2 separate regions of the Homo sapiens genome follow, and region 1 is linked to region 2. Evidence: read pairs that join two places in POLR2A ChIA-PET (ENCODE). Cell type or tissue: A673. All regions are shown on one strand. Links, peaks and the distances in the headings refer to the core of each region. The heading gives the core; the rest is flanking DNA.

Region 1 (5,377 bases), core at 255-5,254, 160 kb before region 2:
AAAGAATGCAGTCATGCAGGCCTGCTCTAAATCAAGCAGCTGACCTACAACCACCCCCTTCTATCTCCTTTAATCAATAAATACGAAGGGCACTAGAAGCTCAGGGCCCTTGTTCACTAGAAGCAAGGTGCCCCCGACCCCTTCTTCCAAACATATTCTTTTGTCTTTGTCTTTATTCCCGCGTTCGTCCTCCTTTGTTCAGTATAGTAGGGTTCATGGCAAAGCGGCGGCCGTGAACAGGGACTTGAGGATGTGAACGAAGAAAGCTTGCTGGAGCAGAGGAAATGAAATTCACCACACAAATGGGGACCCCAGGATATCTGCCGGCAGCTGATATAAAGTCAGTGCCCTAAAGAGATACTGATCAGTGCCCTAAAGAGGTACTGGGAGCAATATAAGGTAGGTGCTCTAAAGAAGTACTGGGAACAGGAAGTTTCTGAATCAGGGTAACATGGGGCAGTATTTGTCTATTGAGGAGCAAGAGACAATTTTTTTTTGTATTTTTAGTAAAGACGGGGTTTCACCATGTTAGGCAGGATGGTCTTGATCTCCTGACCTCATGATCCACCCGCCTCGGCCTCCCAAAGTGCTGGGATTGAGGAGCAACATTATGTGCAGTTGCTTAAAGTTTTACTTAAACAGTCTGGTGCTCAGGTTAGTTCTCAGACACTAAGATGCTGCAGGAGGTTATTATGCATAACCCATGGTTTCTGCAGACAGGCACTTTCGATGTGGAAAATTGGGACACAGCAGGTGAAGGATTAAAATGGGCTCATCAAAAAGGTCTAAAAGTTGATCCTTCTGTTTTCTCCACTTGGAGTTTAGTCCATACTGTCCTTCTGCCGTTATCTCCTTCTTATTCTGCTAGACAGCTGGAATCATATTCTGAGTCTAAAAATCTGAAAGAATCTTTTGTCCCACCCACAGTACCAACTGAAAATAATAAACAGGAGAAGGAGGATAAAAATTGGCCTATACCGCCCCCTCCAATAGCAGAAACATCTGTACTGCCTCCTTCGGTAGCAGAAATAGAGACCCCAAAACAAACAACTTTATGCTCTGCTGCCATAGCTGGAGAGCCCTTAGGACCTTGCGTTTTTCCTATTTCCATAAGGCCCGATTCAAATAATCCACAGCAGTTTATTCATGAACACACCCCCACTAGAGTTTAAGTTGTTGAAGGAATTAAAAGCTAGTGTAGTTAATAATGGAGTACAGAGCCCATTTACTTTAGGATTACCAGAATCTCTTTTTGGTGCTATGCGCCTTATACCCTTTGATGTAAAGCATTTGGCTCAGATTTGTTTGTCTGCTAGCGCATACCTAACACGGAATTTAAATTGGGAAGAAATGTGTGCAGACCAGGCTAGACAGAATCATGCTACTGGACATAGAGACATTACAGAGGATATGCTGTTGGGTAATGGCCCTTATTCAGACCTGGAACATCAAATGGCACTCCCAGACGCTGCTTATAAGCAGTGTGCACTGGCTGCTAAATGTGCCTGGGCCACAATTCCAGAGGAAGGGGTTCCAGTACAATCCTTTTTACATATCACGCAAGGGTTGCAGGAGCCCTGTGCACATTTTCTTGAAAGATTACAAGAGGCAGTGAAGAAACAGATTCCTCATACCATGGCTGCAGAGATGCAAACCGTAACTTTAGCTTTTGAGAATGCAAACGTAGATTGTAAATGTGCACTAGCACCTGTGAAGTATACAGAAGAGTTGGGAAATTTTCTCAGAGCTTCTCAGGATGTAGGAACTGAGCTTTATCATTCTACAATGTTAGGTCAAGCAATGGCTAATTTAGTAGTTGACAAATCTAAAAAGAGCCAAGGGTCAAACCCTAAAATGGGATATCAGAGCAGAAAAGGCTTAGAAAAGTCCCTACAGGGAAACCCTGATCCTATATCAATAAGTGGGCAAACAGATAGAAAAGGGCTAGGAGTCAGGATTTCTGATGGGGGTCATTGATACTTCTCCTTCACCTACTGCCTTACCATTAGAATGGCTCAGTGACAAACCTGTGTGGGTGGATCAATGGCCCCTATCACAGGAGAAACTAACTCAACTTCAGCAGTAGAAAAAGAGCAACTGGATGCAGGCCATAAAGAGGAGTCGGTTAGCCACTGGAATTCACCAGTGTTTGTAATTCCAAAGAAGTCAGGAAGATGGCGACTGCTGCATGATTTGAGAGCTATTAATGCACAAATTAAACTGATGGGTGCATTACAACAAGGCTTGCCATCTGCAGCCGTCATTCCTAGAGACTGGCCTCTTGTAGCAATAGACCCCCTTTTTTTTTTTTTTTTCCGAGATGGAGTCTCGCTCTGTCGCCCAGGCTGGAGTGCAGTGGTGCGATCTCGGCTCACTGCAAGCTCCGCCTTCCGGGTTCACGCCATTCTCCTGTTTCAGCCTCCCAAGTAGCTGGGACTACAGGTGCCTGCCACCATGCCTGGCTAATTTTTTTTTTTTTTGTATTTTTAGTAAAGACGGGGTTTCACCATGTTAGGCAGGATGGTCTTGATCTCCTGACCTCATGATCCACCCACCTCGGCCTCCCAAAGTGCTGGGATTACAGGCGTGAGCCATTGCGCCCGGCATAGACCTTTCTTTACTATACCCTTACACGAGAAGGATAAGCCTGGATCTGCCTTCTCTGTGCCTTCTATTCATCCAAGAGAACCTGTTTCTCTTTATCAAAGGAAAGTTTTACCCCAAGACATGCTTTACAGTCCTACGCTGTCAGCATTTTGTAGGACAAACATTGAAGGAGACTCTGAATATGTTTCCTACTGCTCACATCATTCATTTCATGGATGACATTCTTTTGGCCACTCCTACAGATCAAATCTTACATCAGTTATTCAGAGAAAGGAAGCAGGCTTTGACTAAATGGAATCTCAAAATTGGTCCAGAGAAAGTACAAGCAACTTCCCCATACCATTACTTAGGCACTATTGTTACTGAAAGAAGTGTTCGGCCTCAGAAAGTAGTTCTCCATAAAGACAGGTTACAGATTTTAAATGATTTTCAACAGTTGTTAGGGGATATTCATTGGCTGTGCGCAATGCTAGGTATTGCAACTTATCGACTCAAACATCTTTATCAAACCCTGCAAGGAGATTCTTCATTAGATTTCCCCGCAGCAATTGACCAAAGAGGCAGAAGCTGAGTTGCAACTTGTAGAACAGATGCTTCAGCAGAGACATGCCTCATGGCTGTAGCCGCAAAAGCCTTTGCTTATTCTTCATACCCCTCATTCTCCAACAGGACTCCTGGGCCAGTGCTTAGACAAGTCTGTATCAGTAATAGAATGGCTCTTTCTACCTAATCAAACAGTTAAAACCTTGCAAGCCTATCTTCCTTTAATTACACAACTTGTGACTATAGGTAGGCATAAATTAAAAGTGCTTATGGGGTATGATCCAGACGCAATTATTGTTTCCTTGGATTCCCAACAACAGGCCACAGCATGGGAAATATCGACTGTGTAGCAAATTGCTCTTGCAGATTTTGTGGAAATAATAGACAACCACTCTCCATCGGACAAAGTTTTACAATTTTATAATGTCTATTATTTTATCTTCCCTGTGATTACTCATCACGAGCCTATTCCAGGTGGTCAGGCCTATTTTACCGATGGCTCTTCCAAAGGGCGTGCAGCTATGTTGGGACCTAAACATACTCAGACAATAAGGATCTCTGGACTTTCAGCTCAACGCTCAGAGTTAATTACAGTCATTCTAGTTTTAGAGCTCACAGCTTCAACTCCCATTAACATTGTCTGTGATTCAGCCTATGTCGTAAATGTAGCCAGTCGCATAGAAACTGCTACAATTAAAAGCACACTAGAGCCAGAACTGCTTAGCTTGTTTCTAAGACTTCAACAAGCTGTTCGCTCTCATGCTGCTCCTTTACATATTTCTCATATTTGCTCTCACATACAACTCCCTGGACCACTATCTCTAGGTAATGATAGAGCAGATAAACTGGTTTGTTCTGTATTTCAACAAGCTCAAACTTCTCAGGCAATACTGCCTCAAAACACCTCGCCCTTACTCGTATGTTTCACCTGCCTCACAGCCAGGCTCGAACTATGGCGCAAGCCTGTCCCACTTGTCAGCATGTCCCTGGTGTTATACCTGTGGAAGGATGCAATCCACAAGGCTTGGCTCCAAATGAAATTTGGCAGATGGATGTTACACATATAGCAGCCTTTGGCAAGCTTAGCTATGTTCATGTAACTATAGACACTTAATCTCATATGCTGCATTCTACATGCCAAACAGGCGAGACAGCTGCTCATGTGCGGTGACATTGTCGGTCATCATTTGCTCATATGGGGATCCCTAAACAATTAAAAACGGACAATGGACCTGCTTATACTTAGCCATGTTTTTCAAAACTTTTTACAGTTATGGGCAATCACCCACAAAACAGGAATACCTTACAATCCCTGAGGACAAGGCATTATAGAGTGGGCACATCAAACATTACAATGCATGTTGAAAAAACAGAAAGGGGGTATAGGAGACCAGCTACCACCTCAAATAAAATTACATTTAGCCTTATTTACTTTAAATTGTTTGACTCCTGGTCTGGATGGTAAGACTCCAGCAGAAAGACATTGGCAAGTGTTAGAGGAAAAGAGGAAAGTTTATCTGAAAGTGTTATGGAAATCCCTGGAAGAAGGACAATGGAAAGGTCCGGTGGATTTACTGACATGGGGATGAAGGTATGCTTGTGTTTCTACAGGAGATGGACACACCATGTGAGTGCCCTCAAGGTGCGTGCCACCATGGAACGGGAAACTGGAGGGACCCATGGTGGCCAACAATGGGCTTGGTCCCTCCGGTACAACCCATGAGCCAGCTGAGCCTGAGTGTGAAGACGGAGAGAAGGCTGACCGGAGTCACAACGACATCAACCCCCATAACCTGGGGACAACTCAAGAAAACCATGCAAGAAGCTGAGAAACTACTGGAGCGTCAGGGACAGGCAAAAACCCCTGATGCCATGTTCTTGGCCTGTCAGCCATAATGTCCTGTGCAGTATGTTTTCCCTGTACAGAGGTAAAAACATATTGGGCATATGTTCCCAATCCCCCAGCAGTACGGCCTATACTTTGGAGTGACGCTCTTTCTGAAATCTATCATGATCAGGGACCGTGGGCTCCAGGACCCCTAACTCCCCATGGCATAGAACAGTTAGACTCTTAGAACAATGTCATCAATTATACCACCCCACTAGAAGGACTCCCTTTGTGTATCACCACAGAGATGTCACTCAACAGTAGCTGTCTTATAATTCAAGCTCAAGCATGGTGGAATCACTATGGAAAAGTCATGTACTTATTATGTTTTGGTTCCAT
Region 2 (5,377 bases), core at 272-5,271:
GGCAACATGGTGAGACTCCCCCATCCCCCCGCCACGCCGTGTCTACCTCAAAAAATTTTTTTAAATTAGCCAAGCTGGTGGTGCACGCCTGCAGTTCCAGCTCCTTGGGAGGCTGAGGTGGGAGGATGGCTTGAACCCAGGAGCTTGAGGCTGCAGTGAGCTGGGATCACACCACTCACTGCCCTCCAGCCTTGGTGACACAGAGACCCTGTCTCCAAAACAAAACAAAACAACCACAAAAATCCTCCAGGATAGACTGTGATATCATGGGTAAGTTCCATGTCCATTTTATTTGATTTTGTCCTCTCTAACCTGTTATACTACCTGCTCATTGAGGGCATAGACAGAATATTTTAATCTGACCATCTTCTTTTGTAAATATTGAAGATCTCAGTACATTCAAGTGCTTTGCCTTGGGCATGCACAGAGTCACAGGAGGCAGGCTGTCATTTGTATATAGGAGGAAAATCTGTGAAGGTCAGACTTAAAGACTCATTAGATTGCCTTCTGGAAAAGGAGTTATGAATTTGACAGTTTATATAGGTCAATGCATTAAACTGATTTTTAGATGAGAGTTTCCTGCTGGCAAAAAGGAAGGTCTTGGCCGGCACGGTGGTTCACACCTGTAATCCCAACATTTTGAGAGGCTGAGGTGGGTGGATCACCCGATGTCAGGAATTCAAGACCAGCCTGGCCAACATGGTAAAACCTCGTCTCTCTAAAAATATAAAAATTAGTGGGCCGAGTGCAGTGGCTCACACCTGTAATCTCATCACTTTCGGAGGCCAAGGTGGGCAAATTGCCTGAGCTCAGGAGTTCGCGACCAGCCTGGGCAACACGGTGAAATCCCGTCTCTACTAAAATACAAAAAATTAGCCGGACATGGCGGCGTGCGCCTGTAGTCCCAGCTACTCGGGAGGCTGAGGCAGGAGAATTGCTTGAGCCTGGGAGGCGGAGGTTGCAGTGAGCCGAGATCGTGCCACTGCATTCCAGCCTGGGCAACAGAGCGAGACTGTGTCTCAAAAAAAAAAATTAGCTGGGCGTGGTAGCACATGCCTGTAGTCCCAGCTCCTTGGGTGGCTAAGGTAGGAGGATCGCTTGAACCCGGGAGGCGAAGGTTGCGAGCCAAGATCACGCCACTACACTCCAGCCTGGGCGACAGAGAGAGACTCCGTCTCAAAAAAAAAAAAAAAAAGAAAAAGAAAGAAAGAAAATGAAGGTCTTGAAGGAAGGAGCATTTCCACACTCTGGAGAAGGAGTAGGAGGCCACGTTGAGTTCCCAGAGTTAAATCTTTAAGTGCCCCTGCCTCATCAGAGTTTGACTCACAAGCTTGGGAACGTGTATCACCTTCTGACTGCAGGTTTGTGAACTGTGGGTGCAGCAGGCTACTTATCTCAACTAGTTCGAGTGTTTGCTTTTCTTGTCTTTCGATTTCCTTATAAAATATTGCTACTATGTGATTCCACTTTTTCCATACATTTAATGATTTTATTCCGTTGTTGGCATGTTATTACTTCCTTGGCTGAAAATCAGTAGATTGAGAGATAAGGTGGGAGAAAGGCTTGGCCATGCAGCCAACAGACTTATCCAAAATTCCTGATCCCTGGAACACATCGGGCCCTTATTTTTTTTTTTTTTTTTTTTTTTTTTTTGAGATGGTGTCTCACTCTGTCGCCCAGGCTGGAGTGCAGTGGCACGATCTTGACTCACTGCAGCCTTGACCTCCCAGGCTCAAGTGATCCTCCCACCTCAGCCTTCCGAGTAGCTAGGACTACAGGTACAGGCCACCATTCCAGGCTAATTTTTGTATTTTTTTGTAGAGACAGGCTCTCACTATGTTGTCCAGGATGGTCTCGAACTCCTGGGCTCAAGCAATGCACCGGCCTCGGCCTCCCAAAGTGTTAGGATTACGGCTATGAGCTATCACGCCCAGCCTAAGCCCTTATTCTTGTTGCAGTGTGGCCCGTATGGCCTCGGCTCTCCTCCTACTCCGAGGCCAGGGAATGGCTCCACTGGACAATGTGTCTGGGTTTCCCTGCACACACTTGTGATCCCCAGTCTAGGAGGAAAAAGCAGGAAGGTCACACTGAGTACAGATGGGGGATCCTGCTTAAATGCAGATGTCCCCTGGGAGGGGTCAGGTCACAGCGCAGGGAAGAAGCCCGCCCTGCCAAGGGCTGTGTCAAGAACTCGTTCATCAGTCTCCACTCCCCAGCGTGAGATCGCTTCTGTAACTCAGTCGTCAGGGGGCGGGATCTGTCGCACTATCCAATCAGGGCCGTGGGGCGGGGTCGTGGGAACTGTCAATCAGGCGCACTTCAGCTAAGAGGGTGCGAGATTGAAAAAGCCCGCGGCGTCTTCTACACGCCACTTCGCTGGGCTCCTGTCTCTGTCGCTGAGAGGCACTCTGGAGAGTCTGCGGCAGCCTCTGTCACACAGGGACCTGCACTGGTCGTGGGAGCCGCAGAGAGGCCCCCGGGACACGGAGGAATTCGGAAAATGGTGAGCGTGAGGGGCCAGGGATCCCGAGACGGGAGGAGGGGCTGGTTGGAACTGGCCGTGGCGGGTCCCCGGCCTCCCAGCCAGCGACTCCGGGCTCTGTGGACCGGAGTACCGCTGGCGGAGCTCGGCCCTCGGTCCCCTCGGCCGCAGGGTGGGGCTGGGCTGGCAGCCGGGACCCCGGGCGTCCTGTCCCGTCCCTTCGCGGCGACTGCGGGCCCGGGCAGGAGTCCTCTCTGGGCAGCTCCGCGCCCGCAGCCCCGCGTCTCTCCAGATTGTGCGGGGGCCACGGGAGGGTCATGGGGGGAATCCCGACTCGTGTGCGGGGTTCATGCGTGGAAGGAGCTACGGTCCGGGGTCCCCAGTTCCTTCTTTATTCCTTTATTCCTTTTTTAAACCAAATATAAAATTCTAAGCCCCCCAGTCATTTTGAACAGATCCCTCCTCCCGGCGAAGGCACTACAAAATTAACCTGAAAAACTTGTTCAGGCCATCATGGAAGGGTGGTCTGTGTATTCGTCTGTTCTCACACTGCTGGAAAGATACTACCTGAGACTGGGTAATTTATTTTTAAAAAAAGTTTTTAATTGACTCACTGTTCCACATGGCCTTAGGAAACTTACAATCATGGCAGAAGGGGAAGCAAGGCACGTCTTACGGGGTGGCAGGAGGGAGAGAGAGAAGGGAGGAGAGGGAGAGAGAGAAGGGAGGAGCCCAGACACTTATCCAGTAACCAGATCTCGTGAGAACACTGTATCAGGAGAACAGCATGGGGGAAACCACCCCCATGATCCAATCACCTCCCAGCAGGTCCCTCCCTCAACATATGGGGATTACAAATAGGATTACAATTCCTGCAAGCAGGCTCTGTGGCGCAATAGCCTAAATCGAAAGGATTACAATACCAGATGCAATTTAGATGGGGACACAGTCAAACTGTATCAGCTGGACGTGCCCCATTATATTTGCCTCCCTTTTGGAACCCAGGAAAAGCCTATCAGTATTAACATCAACACAGAACTTAAGTCTGATAAGAAGCATTTACAATCTATTCTCTCTGAAGCCTGCCACCTGGAGGCTTCATCTGCATTATGAAACTTTGGTCTCCACAACCATTTATGGGAAAATCCACCTGTGACCTGGGAACCAGACCCCTCCCCCGCCCACTTTGTGTTGTCCCTCCTTTCCAAGTAGAACCAATGTACCTCTTACATGTATTGACTGATGTATTATGTCTCCCCAAAATGTATTAATATAAAAGCAAGCTGTACCCCAACCACCTTGGACACATGTGGTCAGGACCTCCTGAGGCTGTATCATGGATGTGTCCTTAACCTTGGCAAAATAAACTTTTTTTTCTGAGATGGAGTTTCACTCTTCTTGCCCAGGCTAGAGTGCAGTGGTGCCATCTTGGCTCGGTACAACCTCTGCCTCCCGGGTTCAAGTGATTCTCCTGCCTCAGCCTCCCGAGTAGCTGGGATTACAGGCATGCACCACCACGCCTGGCTAATTTTGTATTTTTAGTAGAGACGGGGTTTCTCCCTGTTGGTCAGGCTGGTCTCGAACTCTGGGCCTCAGGTGATCCACCTGCCTCTGCCTCCCAAAGTGCTGGGATTACAGGCGTAAGCCACCACGCCCAGCCAATAAACTTTCTAAATTGAAACATGTCTCAGATACTTTTGAGTTCACATTCCTAAATGGCAAGTGGTATCCCTCTGCATCTTCCAAAGGTTTGGGAATCAGGGTTTCTAATCCACCACTCTCTTCCCTCAACTAACTCCTCCGAGGGCTTAAAATCCCTTGGTTTTTAAGCTCTTTCCCTGCATTTTGTGACTCTGATTTCATCTCCTCAGTTCACAGCAACATTAAACATTCTTTTTCCCTGGTGCTGTATTTCTAGCACCACTGGGTTCATTCTAGCAGTGTCCCTTTATTTCTTTTACTTTTTTCAACTCCAGTGAGAAACAGGCACTAATTATCTACAACATATATTGTAGATAACATAACAACATATATTCTAACATGTAAAATAGTTTCAGAATTGCTAATCCATACCCTTCTAGGGAAAAATACCCATTAGAATCGAGTGTTTGTGTACATTTCTTAAGTCATAGTATTCAATCAAAACGCTGTTTTCTGGGCCAGGCGCGGTGGCTCACGCCTGTAATACCAGCACTTTGGGTGGATCACCTGAGGTCAGGAATTCAAGGCCAGCCTTGCCAATATGGTGAAACCCCATCTCTACTAAAAATACGAAAATTAGCTGGGCATGGTGGCATGCACTTATAGTCCCAGAGCAAGACTCCGTCTCCAAAAAAAAAAAAAAAAAAAAAAAAAAGGAATTCCTTCGTTATCTTGTCATGCTTCAAGGCCCAGGAAAGGCCTGGGCAAAACTCTTGTTGGGCTTTTGTTACATTCCAGCCTTTGTTTAGAGGCATCGGCTCTCTCGACTTTTAATATTTAACCACTCAGTGCTGAAACAGTTGTTATGGAAGCCTGTGTTAGTGAGACTCTGGCCTGCCACATAGTGAAGGGTAAAAACTAACCCTAAGGAAAGGAAAACCCACCCCCCAATGATGTGGTACAAGAACCTCAAAAGCACACAGTGCAGTGTCTCCTGGGAGGGCGGTCACTCAGCACTTCAGTGAGCAGCATGGGAAGGGGTATGTCTCAGATGATAGGAGAACCTGACCTGATACTTGAGTCAGACTTGTCTGTTTTCAGTCAGCACTGCACCTCCATGGATTTGTCACCTTGAAGACATCTGTAACTCATCTCAGATTTACTTTTTTTTTTTTTTTGAGACGGAGTCTCGCTCTGTCGCCCAGGCTGGAGTGCAGTGGCGCCATCTTGGCTCACTGCAAGCTGCGCCTCCCA

What was found. ChIA-PET counts read pairs that join two places held together with the same protein. Peaks named below come from ENCODE experiments on the same cell type or tissue, not always from the same donor. Only the 100,000 strongest peaks of a DNase experiment are listed, where the experiment ranks them.
Region 1: POLR2A ChIA-PET joins it to region 2 with 8 read pairs; 1 of 35 experiments calls an interaction of 5 or more read pairs at or near these places.

Annotation. Positions count from the first base shown.
Region 1 is chr19:11,855,406-11,860,782 of GRCh38, reverse strand. The region is part of intron 1 of ZNF439 (zinc finger protein 439); the gene reads right to left. Among named protein-coding and RNA genes, the nearest start is that of ZNF439, 9.4 kb to the right of the region's middle. In A673, for the core only: a CTCF peak has its summit at 2,171; a DNase peak (open chromatin) is centred at 2,182.
Region 2 is chr19:11,691,925-11,697,301 of GRCh38, reverse strand. No RefSeq gene overlaps it. Among named protein-coding and RNA genes, the nearest start is that of ZNF823, 44 kb to the left of the region's middle. RefSeq lists silencers at 2,173-2,222, 2,333-2,392 and a cis regulatory region at 3,153-3,297. In A673, for the core only: no CTCF peak of the experiment used is centred there; DNase peaks (open chromatin) are centred at 2,291 and 3,271; H3K4me3 peaks cover 1,091 bases; H3K27ac peaks cover 1,423 bases.